Linked DNA regions of Homo sapiens: region 2 is linked to region 1. A link is an interaction called in ENCODE POLR2A ChIA-PET data of the cell type or tissue named here. Cell type or tissue: K562. All regions are shown on one strand. Each heading gives the region's core, and the rest is flanking DNA. Links, peaks and the distances in the headings are about the cores only. Region 1 holds the start of ITGA7 (integrin subunit alpha 7). Region 2 overlaps SUOX (sulfite oxidase).

Region 1 (11,536 bases), core at 1-5,000:
ACGTATATATGTGTATATATGTATGTATACGTATATATGTGTATATATGTATGTATATGTATATATGTATATATAAAATTATTATTATTTTTGAGACAGAGTCTCGCTCTGTCGCCTAGGCTGGAGTGCAGTGGCATGATCTCAGCTGACTGCAACCTCCACCTCCCAGGTTCAAGCGATTCTCCTGCCTCAGCCTCCTGAGTAGCTGGGATTACAGGCATGTGCCACCACACCTGACTAATTTTTGTATTTTTTTTTTTGAGACGGAGTCTCGCTCTGTCGCCCAGGCTGGAGTGCAGTGGCGGGATCTCGGCTCACTGCAAGCTCCGCCTCCCGGGTTCACGCCATTCTCCTGCCTCAGCCTCCCAAGTAGCTGGGACTACAGGCGCCCGCCACTACGCCCGGCTAATTTTTTTTTTTTGTATTTTTAGTAGAGACGGGGTTTCACCGTTTTAGCCGGGATGGTCTCGATCTCCTGACCTCGTGATCCGCCCGCCTCGGCCTCCCAAAGTGCTGGGATTACAGGCGTGAGCCACCGCGCCCGGCCTAATTTTTGTATTTTTAGTAGAGATGGCATTTCACCGTGTTGGTTAGACTGGTCTTGAACTCCTGACCTCAGGTAATCTGCCCGCCTCGGCCTCCCAAAGTGCTGGGATTACAGGTGTGAGCCACCGTGCCTGGCCTTATCAGTATATTTTAAAAGCTGTTCTGGTGATTCTAATGTGTATCCAGGGTTGAAACTCACTGGGCTAAACCATATCTAAAACTATTTCCAGCTTTGGCATTCTCTCATTTTGTGATTCATTGGCATAGTTGAAGTTGACGTCATTATATTTACTTGCAGGGGGAGGAGAAATGGGTGCTGATTGCATTAGAAGAAAACATTCTTGAATTTTCTGAGTAAGATTTGAGAATTACTGATCAATGATTCATTCAACTATTTGCAGAATAGCATCCCAAATCCTGGGAGATGTGCAACTGTCAAAGGATTAGTGAGGAGAAGCACATGAAATGCTTAAGTGGCAGCATAAAGCAAAACATTTTAAGTGCCAAAATAAAAATTCTAATAAAAACGTTAGATACTGTGTGTATGTGTCTAAATTATATGTGTACTGTATCTTCTTTCTAAACATTTCTTAGTACTCATCATAGTCAAGCACTTTACATGTATGTATTCATTTAATCCCTAGAACAGTTCTGTGAAATATTATTACGAGTATCCCAAATTTGCAGATGAAGAATCTGAGGTACAAGGCAGTTAAGTAATAGAGTTCATTAGTGGTAGAGCTAGGATACAAATCCAGGCTATCTGACTCCAGAGCCTGAGTCTTACCGCTGTATACTGCATAAACCACAGTTGAGACCCCAGGAGGGTAGACCCAGAGCACTTTTCTGGGAATCTCTCTGTCTCTAATCATTATGCCCCTCTAGCTTGCTGGGCATGAGCTGTAGAGAATCCTGGCAGGGGAGGAGTGTTTGAGAAGAGGCTCTGCTCCAGAGAAGGGCTAATCAATAGAAGTGGGAAGAGTGAGAGCATCACAGAGCAGCCTGGCTCTGTCCTCCCCACTCTCTGGCTCCAGCTTCCAACTGCAGTGAGCAAGCAAAATAGAGGCAGATTGGAAATGCCTGGTGCCTCACCTCCAGAGCTGTGGGGCCTGGAAGAGAAGGACATGGGTTGGAAGTGTCAAGATAATGGTGACATGGGATAAGTGAAACAGAGGGTGAGGGCTAATGGGGGTTAGTGTTGGGGGGGTCTCAAAAGTGAGTCTAAATGTTAAGATTAGGCCAACTCAGGGAGAGTGTCAGGCCCATCCTGTATTACCCTCACCCTTCTTGGCACAACTGCCTGACATTTTCACAATCGGTGTAGAGACTGCCAGGATTCTGCAGACATTAGCCTCTCCCTTCTCTCCCACACACTGGCTGTTCCTTTGCCCTAGAGCTGAGCAGAGGACATGGGGTATCTGTATCTAGTGTCCCCATCTGATCTCTCTAGGGTTATCCTCCATCTGTTCTTTTTCTGGGCCTTTATTGTTCACTGTCTAACCTTAGTTTCTGCTGCAGTTGAAGCTCAGCTTCACTTGTCCTTGGTAGAGATGGACACAAGTCGCATACATATCTATCTGGAGAATGACTCTTGAAATTTGAAGTCTCTTTCTGCTCACCTCTCCTTACGATTTCCTACTCAGATTATTTTCCCTTGGACTGAATGAATGCAACTCCACACTCCTTTCTTCACTCATTTCCCTCTTCTTTTGAGGTCTCTTTCAGAGTTAGCTTTAATTAGCAAGCTCCAAACTGACTGGCTGGGCCAAACAGGGCTGGAAGCTGCTGAGTTGTTAGGGGTTGGATGAGGGCTGAGGGAGGACACAGAGTGAGTAGACAAGGCTTCACATACTGGGAGATCTGGCTGGGCTTCAAGAGAGGGGGTTGGTGGTGGTGTGGCTAAGTTCCAAATGTTGGCCTGAAGCCAGTGCTCAAAGAAAGGGGGCCCTTGAGACAGTCCAAATGGCTCCCTTTGGTAAGTGACCTCCCAGTCCTTCTCAAGTGTTAAGGGTTTCTTTTGGATCGTCAAAGACCGGAGCGGTCAAGCTGTTTCCCCACTGAATTCCCTCAATCACATTTATGTTCTTTTCCTCCCAGCCACTCCCATGGTTCAAGCTTTGACTACAACCAGAATTCAGAGGCAGGCAGAAGGATTCCAGTGCTGGAGAGGTGAGTGAAGTAAAAAAGTTCTCATGGTGTGCATGTTGGGACGGAAAAGCCTGACCTTGGGACATAAGCTCCAAGGCTCTGTTGCCAGATGAGGTGGAGGGAGAAGTTAGCCCTGAAGTGTGTGTTCTGGAAGTGTTTGCTTGTAAGCTAGAGACAACAGTTGCAAAAAGTGTGATTTGAGGGAGCTGAAAAATACTGATCTCAAAGTGGGGAAGAAGATGTTGAAAAGGGAAGGAGCTGGAGAAAGCCTCAGCTTCCACTCATACAAAAGCTAAAGGGCTAAAATCTTGGCTGGATCTGGACATTTCTCAACGTCTAAAATTTTGGAAATTTTTATAAAGATTATTAATCTTTCATTTTTACATTTAATTTATTTAAAAAGTTCAGTTTCTCAGTCATACTAGCCACATTTCTTTTTCTTTTTCTTTTTTTTTGAGACAGAGTCTCACTCTGTTGCCCAGGCTGAAGTACAGTGTATTAATCTATTCCATGGAGTGGAGTGGATAATCTATTCCATGGATTATCATTTTACTTTGTTAGTGGTATCCTTAGAAGCACAAAATTTTTAAATTTTTTTTTTTTTTTGAGGCAGAGTCTCACTGTGTCCCCCAGGCTGGAGTGCAGTGGTGCTATCTCTGCTCACTGCAGGCTCCGCCTTCTGGGTTCAAGCGATTCTTGTGCCTCAGCCTCCTGAGTAGCTGGGATTACAGGTGTGTACCACCACGCCCAGCTGATTTTTGTATTTTTAGTAGAGATGGGTTTTTGTCATATTGGCCAGGCTGGTCTCAAACTCCTGACCTCAAGTGATCCACCTCCCTCCCTCCCAAAGTGCTGGGATTACCATGTCTGGCTTGGAAATTATTTTGAAATAATTATAGATCAGAGGAAGTTGTAAAAATAGCACATGAAGTCTTGTGTACCTTTCACTCAGTTTCCCCTAATGGTGACATCTTATGTAACTGTAGCATAAAATCAAAACCAAAAAGTTGATATTGGTACAGTATTGTTAACTGGCCTGCAGACCTCACTCAGTTTTCACCATTTTTTACATGCATTTATTTGTTTGTTTGTAGTTCTGTGCAGTTTTATATCTTGTATAGATTTGGATAATCACCACCACAATCAAGATACAAAACCCATCACCACAAAGGAACCCCCTTGTGCTATTCCTTTATGTTTGTCCCCACCCCCCTCCATCCTTGTCCCCTGGCAGCCAGTAATCTGGTCTTCATTTCTATAGTTTTGTCATTTTGAGAATGGTATGCGAGTGGAATAATACAGTTTCAGCATTTTTTGTTTGGAGACAGGGTCTCACTCTATCACCCAGGCTGGAGTGCAGTGGCAAGATCATGGCTCACTGCAGCCTTCACCTCCTGGGCTCAAGTGACACTCCCGCCTAGCCTCCTGAGTAGCTGGGACCACAGATTTGGCTAACTTTTCTATTTTTTGTAGAGATGGGGGTCTCCCTATGTTGCCCAGGCTGGTCTCCAACTCCTGGGCTCAAGTGATCCTCCTGCCTTGGCCTCTCAAAGTGCTGGGATTGCAGGCATGAGCCACTGTGCCCAGCTCAGCATTAATTTTTAATTTAACTAATTCCTAAGCTCTTGACTGAAATACAAGAAGTTCTCTAACAGTTTATTTATTTTAATATTGAGCTTACCGCATTCTCTGGATCCTTCTAGTTTCTTTTTTTTTTCTTTTTTTCTGATGTGGAGTCTCTGTCACCCAGGCTGGAGTGCAGTGGTGCCATCTCAGCTCACTGCAACCTCCGTCTCCTGGGTTTAAGTGATTCTTGTGCCTCAGTCTCTGGAGTAGCTGGGATTACAGGTACCCGCCACCACACCCGGCTAATTTTTGTATTTTTAGTAGAGACAGGGTTTCACCGTGTTGGTCCGGCTGGTCTTGAACTTCTGATCTCAGGTGATCCGCCTGCTTCGGCCTCCCAAAGTGCTGGGATTATAGGCGTGAGCCACCGCGCCCGGCCCCGTCTAGTTTCTTAATTTCCCTCTTCACCTACGATATTATCTTCCACTCCAACATTCTGGTCTCATTTCTCCTTGAGAGAAATCTACATGTCTAAATTTACTAGGCTGGTCTAGCACGCTCTTGTGTGTTCCCCTCCCTCCTTTGCCCCTCTATTTATAGCCAGGCTAATTTTGGGTGGCCTCTCTCTCTCTTCTTTCCTGATCTTTCCTCCTGTGGTGGTGAGGTGACTTCTCAAATATTTGGAGAGAGGAGGTCAGAAGCAGATTCTTGGCATCTGATTTCAGCCCTGGATCACAGAAGCCAGTGGAGTGGGAATGGAGACAGGCAGAAGCTGCAGGTGCAGATAGGAGGCAGCTTGGGCTCTAAAGGCATTTTGAGCTGGGTCGGGGGCGGGGGGACCTGGGCAGGGAGTCAGTAGTCCCAGTTCTGTCCTAATTTTGCAATTCTGCATTCCCATGTCAGCTCTTCTCTACTGTCTGGGGCTCTGAGATATTAAAAAGGATGGGGAGGGCATGGTGAAAGTAGAATCCTGGTGCCAGCCCTGCTGACAGCATATGTATTTCCTTATAGTACCTGTTTAGAGATGTGTTAGTGCTCTGGAGGGGATAGCCACAGGTGTAGTATTGGAAAACAGAGGGCCAGACTTCCAAATGTCTGTTAACTTATCCAAGGCAAAGACTGTCCCAGGGCAGCAGAGTAAGAACCCACTTTTTTTTTGTTTTCAAAGAAGTATAATCCTGAACAATGAAGTAGGAAAGACAGAACACAGGAAGAGGAAGGAGGTAGGACACTTATTGGAACTTTTAAGAAAGGGAAAGAGAAGAAAGAATCGTAAGAATATGATAGTGTTTGAAGGGCAGAGACAACACTAGAAACATTGAGAAATACTCTGAGAAAGATTCCAAGTGTGGCAGAGACAAGAATGATGACAAAATAGAATTTGGGATGAGACAAAATCAGATAGTGAGAGAGAGAAGGGAAGATGGACAGATGTATATTCACAAGACCAACACCAGTAAGCAAGGGGAGTAGGAAGGGGAAGTGGGAGCATTCGAGGTTCCCATTATGCCAAATTATTTCCTGTCTCTCCTTCTGGCCCCATTTCTGTATCGGAGTTATAAATAGCAGAGAGTTGGAAAGTGTCCCCCCACCCCCTTGCCTCTGTCCCAGCCTGAGGGAAAGGGAGAGGAAGAGGGACAGGCCAATGGGTCCCTGTGGAGATCCCATCTCAGCCCCACCCAGGTCCTGCTGAGCCAGTCCAGGACTCTGCCCCCTCCCATCCCCTTTCATGGATAGGAAATGTGCAGTCCTGGGACGGGTCTGGTAGCTGGGGACACCCTTTACATCCCTCTGCCTCTTGGGTCCAGTCTCTTTCATCTTTGCCTTCTTTGACACCCACTCCCCTCCCCACTGCTTAATTTCCTCTTCCTGTAATCATCCCCAGTCGTTTTCTTTTCTCCCTTCATTCCATCCCTTGTCAATTAATCTCTTGCCCTTCTTTCTTCCTCTCTATTCCTTTCCTTTTTCCATTTCTCCATTTGCTCCCCGTATCTCCCGAGTTTCTCTCTCTCTTCTTGCCTCTTTTTCTCTGTTCCCTTGAATCCTGACGATGTGGCTAGCACTGCTGTGGTCATTGCCGGGCTGGGGGCGGGGGATGGGATAGGATGGGGGAGGGCAGCGGTCTGATCCCAACAGCAGAAAGAGTGCTCTATGTGACCATGGGGGAACAGGGAGCACTAAGATGCCACGCTGCACCCAGGCCCAGGACGGCTCCCCTTTCATTTCCTCTCTATCTGCACATCTCTCTTCCCAGGTTGTCTTTTAGCGTCTTCCCAACTTCTCATCTCTTACCCTCCTTCCTCTGTTTCAGCCCCTCTCTTTCTATCTGTACTTCTCTCCCTCCGCATTCCAAGGCGCCGCCTCCACCACTCCCGGGGTGGGGATGGGGTTGGGGGAGAAGGGGAGGAGAGCGCCGCGCAGGGGCGGAGCCGGAGACGGTGCTGGGCTTGGGGGGCGTGGTGGTGGGGGGTCAGCAAGGCTAGTTTCCATCCCAGCCACCAGCCTGGGCATCCCCTTGGAGACGGGCTTGGGTCTCCACCTGCCGCGGGAGCGAGGGGCGGGGCCGGAGGCGGGGCCTGAGTGGCGTCCCCGGGAGAGGAGGCGGGAGCCGGAGTGGGCGCCGGAGCTGCGGCTGCTGTAGTTGTCCTAGCCGGTGCTGGGGCGGCGGGGTGGCGGAGCGGCGGGCGGGCGGGAGGGCTGGCGGGGCGAACGTCTGGGAGACGTCTGAAAGACCAACGAGACTTTGGAGACCAGAGACGCGCCTGGGGGGACCTGGGGCTTGGGGCGTGCGAGATTTCCCTTGCATTCGCTGGGAGCTCGCGCAGGGATCGTCCCATGGCCGGGGCTCGGAGCCGCGACCCTTGGGGGGCCTCCGGGATTTGCTACCTTTTTGGCTCCCTGCTCGTCGAACTGCTCTTCTCACGGGCTGTCGCCTTCAATCTGGACGTGATGGGTGCCTTGCGCAAGGAGGGCGAGCCAGGCAGCCTCTTCGGCTTCTCTGTGGCCCTGCACCGGCAGTTGCAGCCCCGACCCCAGAGCTGGTGAGTCACCGCACCCGCCCAGAGTCGCCATGCCCGAGCCACAGATCGTCCCCCTCCCCACTCTGTGGGCCTCCTCATTTCTCTGTTTTCTAGCCCCACCAAGACCTAGACTGCCCACAGACATCCCACATCCCAACCTGGAGCCTTGCCTCATCTGGCTTGCGTCTGAAGCTGCACTTCCCGGCCCTGAGACCAGTATTTTGCTTTAGGGATGAGTTGGAAAGCAAGGTTCTTGTCTTGGCAGCGAACCATCTCCTTCTTCTGGGCCTTTCCCCCAACTTGCATCCTTGATCCAGCCCCAGGGCCTCTGGCTCCCCTGCTTCTTCCAAGGGCTGAATTCCCCAAGGGAGGGAGACTGTCTGTCTCTGCTTAGAATGGGAGGAGATGGAAAGGACATAGAAGTTGAGGGTGCCATGAGAGGGATGCATGCAGGGCAGACTCCAGAAATAACTTCCTGCTAGAGCATTGCCATGGATGGAATGAGGGCAGCAGGGCACTGGAAGGCCAGGAGAGAGCTTCCACTTCTGTGGCTTAAGACCACGGGAAGATTGGGAGAGGATCTGCAGGTCTGCCAACCTGCAGTAGGTGGCTTGGTGATAGAGAGTGGCAGCAAACTGAACCCTCAAAGTACTAGTAGCAGTAGTAGTAGCCGCAGCAGCTGTAGCAGTGAGAGAGATCCAGGAAGGATGCTGGCCAGGCTGCTCCCCTTCCTCCTCCTTAGCAAATTTCCAACTCCAGGAATCTCAGCAGCTGGGAAGGGCCAGGAGGAGTAAGGGGTGGAGGACAATTCTAATTTTTTCTAATCAGTTCAGGACCCATGGGAGATGGATATACTTTTGTGAGGGGCCTGTGACTGGTCATGTTGCCTGTATCCTTGGCTCTTGCTACATGTCTGATTGTAAAAAGGGAGGCCAGAGGTGAAGAAAGCTTCTCACCTGCTCCTGCTAGGGGGCTTTTCTCTCTTCAACCAGTGCCTAAGCCACATTAAGTATCCATTACTGGGATCAATGCTGTCCACTGGGACTGTCTTCTGCCTCTACTGTCGGTCTGGGGGCAGGGGGCAGGGACAAGAGCTCATTTCTCCTCACTTGCTTGGGGAGTGGGGGCCTAGCTCTAATCTTTCTTCTTCCATTATCCCTATCATCTGGTAGCAGGGTCGGTGGTCCCCAAAACTTTGGGAGAGATAGAAAGCAACGGACTTCATCTCCTCTTCTGTTTACCATCTGCTTCCTCATTCACCTTTGCTCCCTCCCTCCCTTCCTCCCTCCTTCTCCATCTGTCAGAGTTCGAGGACTGGAGGCCTTTTTAGGACATGCTGAACTCTCTAAGCTATTTCCAGGCAAATTCTAGGTTATTTTTAATAGCTTGGTCTCTTGTCATTTCCCCCTCCTCTCTGAAGGTGGCCCCTGGTTCCGTCTCCCAGAGCCAAGCTGGGGCCTTTCCCAGAGGGCCTGACTGCCTCACCCTGCTTTTGCTCCAGCAGGGGGTGCTCTGCTGCTGGGGGGCGGGGGGTATGTGAGAGGCCAGGCACCTGCTCAGTCCCTAGCTTTTGAGTTGCAGGTGGCCTGCCTTAGCACTCACTGATGAAAAAAACTTCTTGCCTGTTTTGATGTCTTTTAGTCTAGCTCTGGGATGAGACTTTAAGGTCTAACCTTTGCTGTGTGGTTCCAGCCTCATTTACTTCCCTCAACTGTAAAAAGGATATAAACATAGTATTACTACATAGGGTTGTTGTGCAGATTAAGAGTTCTTAATATATATAAAATGCTTAGAATAGTGCATAGCCCGCAGTGAGTGCTGTGAAGTGTTAGTAGTATTGCTATTCTTGTATTGTGATTCACAGAGCGCCTTACAGAGATTCTGGATCCAAAGGCTTGGCTAGAGGGCCTCCCTGGCTGAGCCAGCCTTCCAGGCCAAGCATCCTCCCCAGAGGGCCACCCAGATTGAGAGGGGCCAAAGAGGGGCTGGACTTGGGCTGGGGCCCTGGAGTGTGTGGAGAATCGAGAAGTGCAGTGGTCGTGGGCTACTCCTTTGTCTTCACTTAGCTGAGCTCCCAGGGGGTCCCTCTGCCCCCCAGCTGCCAACACTTTTTTTTTTTTTTTTTTGCTTTTCTCTCTGCAGTGGCTACACTGTGGCTGTCCAGAAGACTGGGGTGGTTAGGGCGTATGGCATGAAGCCAGGAAGGAGTGTGTGTGGCTGGACCAGAGGTGGAGGGACTAGAGAGGATGCTGCTGGGTGCTCTTGTTCCACTAAGGATCGATTGGTCTCTTCTCCACCAAGAGCGGACTGGGCATATCTATGCACTCAGCTTCTTTCTTCCACATGGGCCCCTCCCCTCCTCCCTACTTTTGGCCTCCAGAGGAGATGTGAACATAGAACAAGGATAACTTATCTGGGTGCTTAGCTATGCACTGACCAGCTGTGACACTGGGTATCTCTATGAGTCCACAAAATGTGTGTGTTCAGTAAACACATTCTGACACTCCCTATGGGGCAAGCACAAAGATGAAAAGACAGCCCCGACACTCAGAGAGATGGCCACTTCTATGTTTGGAGGCTGGGGGTACTGCTGACTTGCCTGAAGGTTGCCATTTATTTATGCAGGGCTGTATCACCCCGTTTCCTTTTCTGCCCAGGGTACCCTCATCTCCCCACTCTCTCCTTCCCTTTCTGGGGTGGTCTCAGTGTTCTAGAGACAGGTCAGTCACTGGGTGGAGTGACAAAGTGTTGGAGTTAGGCCCATGTGGATTTGAATTCCAGCATCACTGCTTAATGTCTTTGAGTGAGTTTTCTCATCTGAAAGACAAGAAAAGAATCCTTATCTCATAGGATTGTTCTGATGATTAAATGACATAATGCATGTGACTTGCCTATCCTGGTGCTTGGCACATATGTGGACAGTGATGAATGTTAGTTTCTTATATCCCTGGTGTCTAGCCTCGGATCTGACGTCATAGTAGGTGCTGAATAAATATGATTTCCTTGTCTCACCAGCGCCTGACACAGGGCTTGGCATACAATAGACTCTCAATAAGTAGTTGAATGCCAAATGTGTCTTCTCTTCTCTACTACTCCCTATACCCCTTCTCTGTCTTGACACTGGCTCTGACAAGGGATGGCAGCTGCTAAGAGATGAGGAGGAGTTGTGGGAAGGAAGAATGGCTCTCTGCCCTCCCCCTCCACCCCATCAGAGCTGGCACAGTGCCCCACAGATGCCTGTCTGTAATACTGCCTAACATGGTTTTGGGCCTTGCCCCCCAGGAAGGGAGATGGAGGAGAAGAGTGTGGGAGAGAGGCGTTGAGGTTTGTCCCACTGCCACTTCTGAGTCTCTCCTTCTGCAAAGAGAGGACCCATGGAGCCAGCTGGGTGTCAGTCATCTTACCTCACCCCCGCCTTCACTCTGGCTTGGGGGTTCAGCCCCAGGGGACCCAGGCAGCCTCCATTCCCAGCACTGTGCTCCCCTGGGGAAGACGGCTTGGCTGTGATCATGGAAAATTGTCCTGCCAAGAAAGTTGTAGCTGGGAAAGAGGCTGAGGGGGAGGCAGGAGAGAAGACTGGGTGGGGGTGGAAGGGAAGGAGAAATCATGGACATGGGGAGAAGGAAGGATGGGGAAGGGGATTCAGGATGTCGGGAAGAGAATGGGGTAGCATTGGAGGCAGAAGGAGAAACTTGTCCCTACCTCCATGCCAGCCAGAGTGACTGATGGAATCCTGGGCTGGCACAGCTTCTGGGAGGTGGGGTCTTTGCTGGGTCCCTGATGAGGGGGCAGTGGGTCCGTATCTAGCCTCTTGCCTGGCCTCTGAAGCTGGTCCCTGAGCCACACTCTGATGCCAGTCTGGGGCCCTGTTACTTTTGCTCCCAGCATTCTTGGCATTTCTGGCTGGGTTTCAACTGGACTGGGTTGGGGAGCAGGGCAGAGCTTGGGGATGGGGCCAAGGAGGGGATAGGGAAGGCCTACTCAGGAACAGGTGCTGGGAACAGGCAGTTCTTTCAAACCAGCACTGTTGGCCTGGCTGCTTGGGTTGGCGTGTATGTGTGTGTGTGTGTGTGTGTGTGTATCTACTGTGTATGTTGATCCCTTATCCAGATAGTATGTACATGCAACGTGATGACTGCATGACCAAGCATATTAATTTGTCCTTGCCAGGGTTTGAGAAAACTGACATTTGCCCCTTCTCTTTAGTCCTTGAACACTCTCTTTAGTACTGAGGGGTTGGGCCTGGGCAGCTCTAA
Region 2 (6,220 bases), core at 599-5,598, 290 kb before region 1:
ATTAGCCGGGTGTGGTGGCCCGCGCCTGTAGTCCCAGCTACTTGGGAGGCTGAGGCAGGAGAATCGCTTGAACCCGGGAGGCGGAGGTTGCAGTGAGCCGAGATCGCACCACTGCACTCCAGCCTGAGCAATAGAGTGAGACTTCATCTCAAAAAAAAAAAAAAAAAAAAAAAAAAGCCGGGCTTGGTGGCTCACGCCTGTAATCCTAGCACTTTGGGAGGCCGAGGCAGACGTACTGCCTGAGCTCAGGAGTTCGAGACCAGCCTGGGCAACATGGTGAAACCCATCTCTACTAAAATACAAAAGAAATTAGCCGGGCGTGGCGGTGTGCGCCTGTCGTCCCAGCTACCTGGGAGGCTGAGACAGAATTGCTTGAACTCCGGAGACGGAGGTTGCAGTGAGCGGAGATCGTGCCACCGCACTCCTGCACTCCAGTCTGGGTGACAGAGCAAGACTCTGTCTCTACAAAAAAAAAAAAAAAAAAAGAGGCAAATGGTTGTATTCCACTCAAAGAAGGCAATCAGGTATGCATTTATCTCAGTGAGCAGAGGGATGACTTTGAATGGGAGGCAGGTTTACCCTAATCAGTTCCCAGCTTGACTTTTCCCTTTAGCTTAGTGATTCTGGGGCCTCAAGATTTATTTTGCTTTCACGACCTCCTAAGACAATATTGATTTTAAACTCCTAGCACCCTTTGCCTTTCCTGCCAAGTGCATTGGAACTGTTGGGGAAAGGAGTTGGAGGGTACATGTTTTTGTCACCTCTCCTCTCTTCATGGTATCCTGAGGTCAATCACCTAGGTGTCCCTGCAGATACTGCCAAACCTCAGAGAAGGAAGCCCCCCTTTTTTTGAGACAGAATCTCGCTTTGTCGCACAGGCTGGGGTGTAGTGGGTGTGATCTCGGCTCACTGCAACCTCTGCCTCCTTGGTTCAAGCGATTCTCCTGCCTCAGCCTCCCAAGTAGCTGGGATTACAGGCACCCACCACCACACCCAGCTAATTTTTGTATTTTTGGTAGAGACTGGGTTTTGCCATGTTGGCCAGGCTGGTCTCGAACTCCTGACCTCAAGTGATCCACCTGCCTTGGCCTCCCAAGTGCTGGGATTACAGGCGTGAGCCACTGTGCTCAGCCGGAAGCCCTACTTCTTAACCTACAAGCCTACTTCCTCTCTGTCTTCCTCCCCAGTTTTGTTTGTTTTGGTCTAATCTCATTATACATCCCAGTACAAATGCATCCTTCCTCCTGCAATAGGCTCACTCCCCAGGCCCAAGAGTTATGATCTTAAACAGACTATTTATTAGAAAAGTAGAACTATAAAGGGAGACGGTTGTGCCCCTTGCTCTCCTCGCAACTCTCTGGCAACCTGGAGAGGTAGTATAAGATAGTATATACACTTTTCTTACACATGCCACACACATTTCTCTGAACAATCCAAAAAGAAAAGCAAAACAAGGCCTTGATGGCAGTAGGCATTAGAAATGGAGGTGGGGTAGGAAGAGAAAATAGTGCTTGTCTCCAGAATTACTTTTTTCACTTCTAGCCCCTTGCTGTAACAGCTCACACTTCCTGGCACAGGTTCAAAGGCCAAGAGGGGTATGTAACATAGTGTCCAAAGAGGGAAGGTCCTTGGGTGAAATGTGCTATATGTGTACTTGGGTATGGCTTAGGAAGGCCAGAGTTGTGATCCAAGAAGTTGAAAGGTGGGAAAGATTTTTCTGAAGCAGTGAGGCTAATGGGTGGGGAAAGGGGTGGAGGTGGCTCCTTTCCATGCTCATGGGGAGACATAGACATGGACACGATGCCAGGCATTGCTGAGAACACCTCGCAGGTTCCAGATTGGGGCCACGGTGTCTGGCTGCACATTGTAACCATCATCCACAGCCTTACAAACAATGTTCAGTTCCTTTTGTCCAGCTGGCACAGGGGCTTTCAACTGCCACAGACGCCATGCCCAGGCCTTCCTGGGGCGCTGTTCCTCTCCATCCAGCTTAGCCACCTGCCAGGTTAGGCCCCCATCCAGAGACACATCCACCCGGATCACAGCCCTGCCACCACCACTCCATGCATAGCCCTTGATGGTCACCTCCCCTGATTCTACAGTCTCTCCATCCCGGGGCTCTGTGATGGCCGACTGGACAGGAAGTTCCTGAATGGATGGAGCAGAGTCAAAATCTACAGTCTCCCAGTCCACAGATGGAGAGAAGCCTTTGTAATCCCGCCGTTGCCAGTGGCTGTAACTTTCCTCTGGCTGCACACTCACTCTGCCCAGCCATTTGACATGGCGGGCACCCACCACTCCAGGAACCACCACACGCACAGGGAAGCCGTGGTCACGTGGCAGAGGCTGCCCATTCATCTCATATGCCAGCAGGACCTCAGCTTCAGGGTCCATGGCCCGAGCCAGAGGGATGGATGCTCCATAGGCAGTCCCAGTAGGGTCTGAGTCCAGTCCCTCAAAGCAGACGTGGGCCTCAGTTTCACAGAGTTGGTGGCCAGCCTGGGCTAACACATCACAGAGCCGTGCCCCAGCCCAGCGTGCAGTGCTGATGGCTCCTGTTCTCCACTCCAGACCTTTTACTTCTTTGACCTGAGTCATCTCAGAGCGTCGGTTGCCGGCACACTGCAGAGTGACTGTGATCTCGTACCTGGGAAAGTTGTGCAAGTCATCCAGGGAAAGAGACAGTGACTGACCCCCAGGTGCTCCTACTACGTGTAAGCGATAGGTGTCTGGATCCAGGTTAGGTACAGGCAGATGGTTCCGGGTGAAGAAGATAGGGTTGGGTGTGATGTAGTTTTCTGTCAGCAGCTCAGGGGGAGGCTCTGCATTAAAGGGCCGCTGGCTGTTGACCTTCAGGGCTGGGTGACGTACAGGATCATCAGCATAAGGGTCAGAGGTCTCCACGGTGGGGGCTACCTTGTCTTCAGGATTCAGCTCCCCAATCTTGTACTGAGCCAGTAACTCACGCACATGGGACTGGTTGTGAACAGCATAGAGGGCCCAGAAGGGCTCTAGGGGACCCCCAGCTGCTAGCATCAGCTTTGAAGGCCCCCCTGGATGTAGGTCCACAAATTCTGTGACATCAAAGACCTCAGAGCCCAGAGTCACCCAGATCCCAGTCTCAGGGCTGGTGTGGGAACTCACTTCCTCCTTAGTGTATATGTGTGTTGACTCCTGAGCAGCCTATTGGCAGGGAAGGAGTAAGATAAAAGGGAAGAGACTATTAAGAAGAAATCACTTGGTCGGGCGTGGTGACTCACAACTGTAATCCCAGCACTTTGGGAGGCCGAGGTGGGCGGATCACATAAGGTCGGGAGTTCAAGACCAGCTTGACCAACATGGAGAAGCCCTGTCTCTACTAAAAATACAAAATTAGCTGGGCATGGTGGTGCATGCCTGTAATCCCAGCTACTTGGGAGGCTGAGGCAGGAGAATCACTTGAACCCGGGAGGTGGAGGTTGTGGTGAGCTGAGATCATGCCATTGCACTCCAGCCTGGGCAACAAGAGTGAAACTCCATCTCAAAAAAAAAAAAAAGAAAAAATGAAGAAGAATAAGAAGAAATCACTTGAGCTCACCCTGACCCAACCCACGGTGTTGGCCACTGGGAAGCGAAGGTAGCAGATTAGCAGATTTCATCTCCACTGTGCATGAAGACTGCGTCACTGTGAACTCTGTGGTAACTACAAGAACATGGGTCACAGCCTGGGTTGCCTGTGGAGTTTACTAGGACTGATTCCTTTATTCTGACAATTTTTTTTTTTTTTTTGAGATGGAGTCTCACTCTGTCACCCAGGCTGGAGAGCAGTGGCCTGATCTTGATCTTGGCTCACTGCAGACTTAGCCTCCTGGGTTTAAGTGATTCTTGTGTCTCAGCCTCTCAAGTAGCTGAGATTACAGGTATGTACCACCACACCTGGCTAATTTTTACTAGAGATGGGGTTTTGCCATGTTGCCCAGGCTGGTCTCAAACTCCTAACCTCAAGTGACCCACCCACCTTGGCCTCCTATAGTGCTGGGATAACAGGCGTGAGCCACTGCACCCAGTCTGTTCTGACAATGAAGCACTTTCCCTACTTACCCTACACCGATGGTCCTGATAGGCCAACACTGCACCGAGACCTAATAGGGTCCCCATGACTCTCCATCCCTGGGTGCTGGAGTTATCACCAGAGAAGGTGAGGCTGGGGCGCTGGGGCTGAAATGAATCATTTGTGGAGCAGGCCTGAATGCAGATCCTTGAGGGGATTGACTTGAGTCTGGAAGAGAGGTCGGTCTTAGTAGCACGTATGGTCATGTGAAAGGGCTAGTGAAGGCTTGGGGTCTACTTCTTTCTCCCTGGTTGGCCATTGGTTCCTTAAGTTGGAACTTAGTTTCTCCAGGGATAGGTGGGAAAAGTGGGATCTGGCTTTCTCTGTCCTCCCTGGACACACTCTCTCAACTGTCTTATTTGCAAGGTATGACATTGTAAAAGACACTAAGGGTGGCAGATAGGGGCTAGGAGGCAAGTCCTGGGATGGGCTGGCCTACCTGCAGGCCTGTTGGAGCCTGAGGACCACAGCTCTGTGCAGCAGCAGCATTGTAGCAGACCTGTAGAAGGAAGATTCTGGGATCAAGATAGGGAGACCCTGGGAGGGGATATTAGGGAGGCCTAAGGGAATGGGTGAGAGGAAGACACAGAGAAGGTCAGCAAGGAGCTTTCTGGGCAAGTGAGGAGTCTTGAGAGTGGGAGTCCAAATGGGCCCTTAGAGAAAACTTGGAGCACTTCAGAGACAGACTGTGCTGACAGGATGGCAGGTAATGCGGGTGGGGAATGGGGTAGGAGGGATGGGTGCTTCTAGAATCAGAATCACCTTTCTCCCATCTTCCATTCTGAACTTTGTCCACCATAGAGAACGATGCCTGGGGCGAAGGGCCTAAAGGACCGAAACCAAATGTCTACTGGCCAGATTATTATTTCTGAAGTCAGCAGAGGACAACTGTGGGTCAGACTGACTTAAACAGGGATAAAAAAGTGAAAAAAAAGTAGTGACAGCCTAAATGGGTGAAGAAGCCCAGATTCTGGGGGCAAAATGCCTTGGGTTTGTGAAACTGGATCTCTTGTTATTCATTAACCAGCCCGATTTCCTGAGCAAGATTCCAAGCCGTTCTGAACTTGCTTCCTCATCTCTGAAATGACATCTGCCTAGCAGAGCTAACATGAAGAGCCAACAAGTACAGTAGTACCCCCTTATCCACTGGGGATATGTTCTACGACCCCCAGTAGATGTTTGAAACCACAGATTGCACCAAACCCTATATTACTGTTTTTTCCCCCATACATACATACCTCTTATAGTTTAATTACTAAATTACCCACAGTAAGAGATTAACAACAATGCCCGGCGCAGTGGCTCACGTCTGTAATCCCAGCACTTTGGGAGGCTGAGGCGGGCAAATCACCTGAGGTCAGGAGTTTGAGACCAGCCTGGCCAAAATGGGGAAAACCTGTCTCTACAAAAATTCAAAAATAAGCCAGGCATGGTGACACGTGCCTGTAACCCCAGCTACTCGGGAGGCTGAGGCAGGAGAATCACCTGAACCTGGGAGGTGGAGGTTGCAGTGAGCTGAGATCACGCCACTGCTCTCCAGTCTGGGCAACAGAGAGAGACTCCATCTCAAAAAAAAAAAAAAAAAAAAAAAAGAGAGATTAACAACAATAACAAAATAGAAAAATTAGCCCGGCGCAGTGGCTTACGCCTGTAATCCCAGCACTTTGGGAGGCTGAGACGGGCAGATCACGATGTCAGGAGATCGAAACCATCCTGGCTAACGCGGCGAAACCTCATCTCTACTAAAAATAGAAAAAAAAAAATTAGCCGGGCTTGGCGGCGGGCGCCTGTAGTCCCTGCTACTCCGGAGACAGGAGAATGGCGTGAACCCAGGAGGCGGAGGTTGCAGTGAGCCGAGATCGCGCCACTGCACTCCAGCCTGGGCGACAGAGTGAGACTCCGTCTCAAACGTCTCAAAAAAAAAACAAAGAAAAAGAAAAAAATTATAACATTATACTGTAATAAAAGAGCTGGGTGTGGTGGCTCACCCTTATAATCCTAGTGAGAAGTGACATTGTGCTGGCAGTCCTCACAGCCCTTGCTCACTCTCGGTGCCTCCTCTGCCTGGGCTCCCACTTTGGCGGCACTTGAGGAGCCCTTCAGCTCGCCGCTGCACTGTGGGAGCCCCTT

What was found. ChIA-PET counts read pairs that join two places held together with the same protein. Peaks named below come from ENCODE experiments on the same cell type or tissue, not always from the same donor. Only the 100,000 strongest peaks of a DNase experiment are listed, where the experiment ranks them.
Region 2: POLR2A ChIA-PET joins it to region 1 with 5 read pairs; 5 of 35 experiments call an interaction of 5 or more read pairs at or near these places.

What each region holds. Positions count from the first base shown.
Region 1 is chr12:55,703,242-55,714,777 of GRCh38, reverse strand. It overlaps ITGA7 (integrin subunit alpha 7), which reads left to right and starts at 6,874. Exons shown (of 25, transcript NM_002206.3): 1 at 6,874-7,301. The coding sequence starts at 7,096. RefSeq lists a silencer at 6,751-6,960. In K562, for the core only: no CTCF peak of the experiment used is centred there; a DNase peak (open chromatin) is centred at 2,389; H3K27me3 peaks cover 195 bases.
Region 2 is chr12:56,000,581-56,006,800 of GRCh38, reverse strand. SUOX (sulfite oxidase) reads right to left here. Exons shown (of 5, transcript NM_001032386.2): 3 at 4,530-4,589; 4 at 4,081-4,258; 5 at 1,276-3,183. The coding sequence starts at 4,579. The coding sequence ends at 1,774. Among named protein-coding and RNA genes, the nearest start is that of SUOX, 6.4 kb to the right of the region's middle. RefSeq lists an enhancer at 45-666 and silencers at 4,982-5,276, 5,982-6,172. In K562, for the core only: no CTCF peak of the experiment used is centred there; a DNase peak (open chromatin) is centred at 3,151.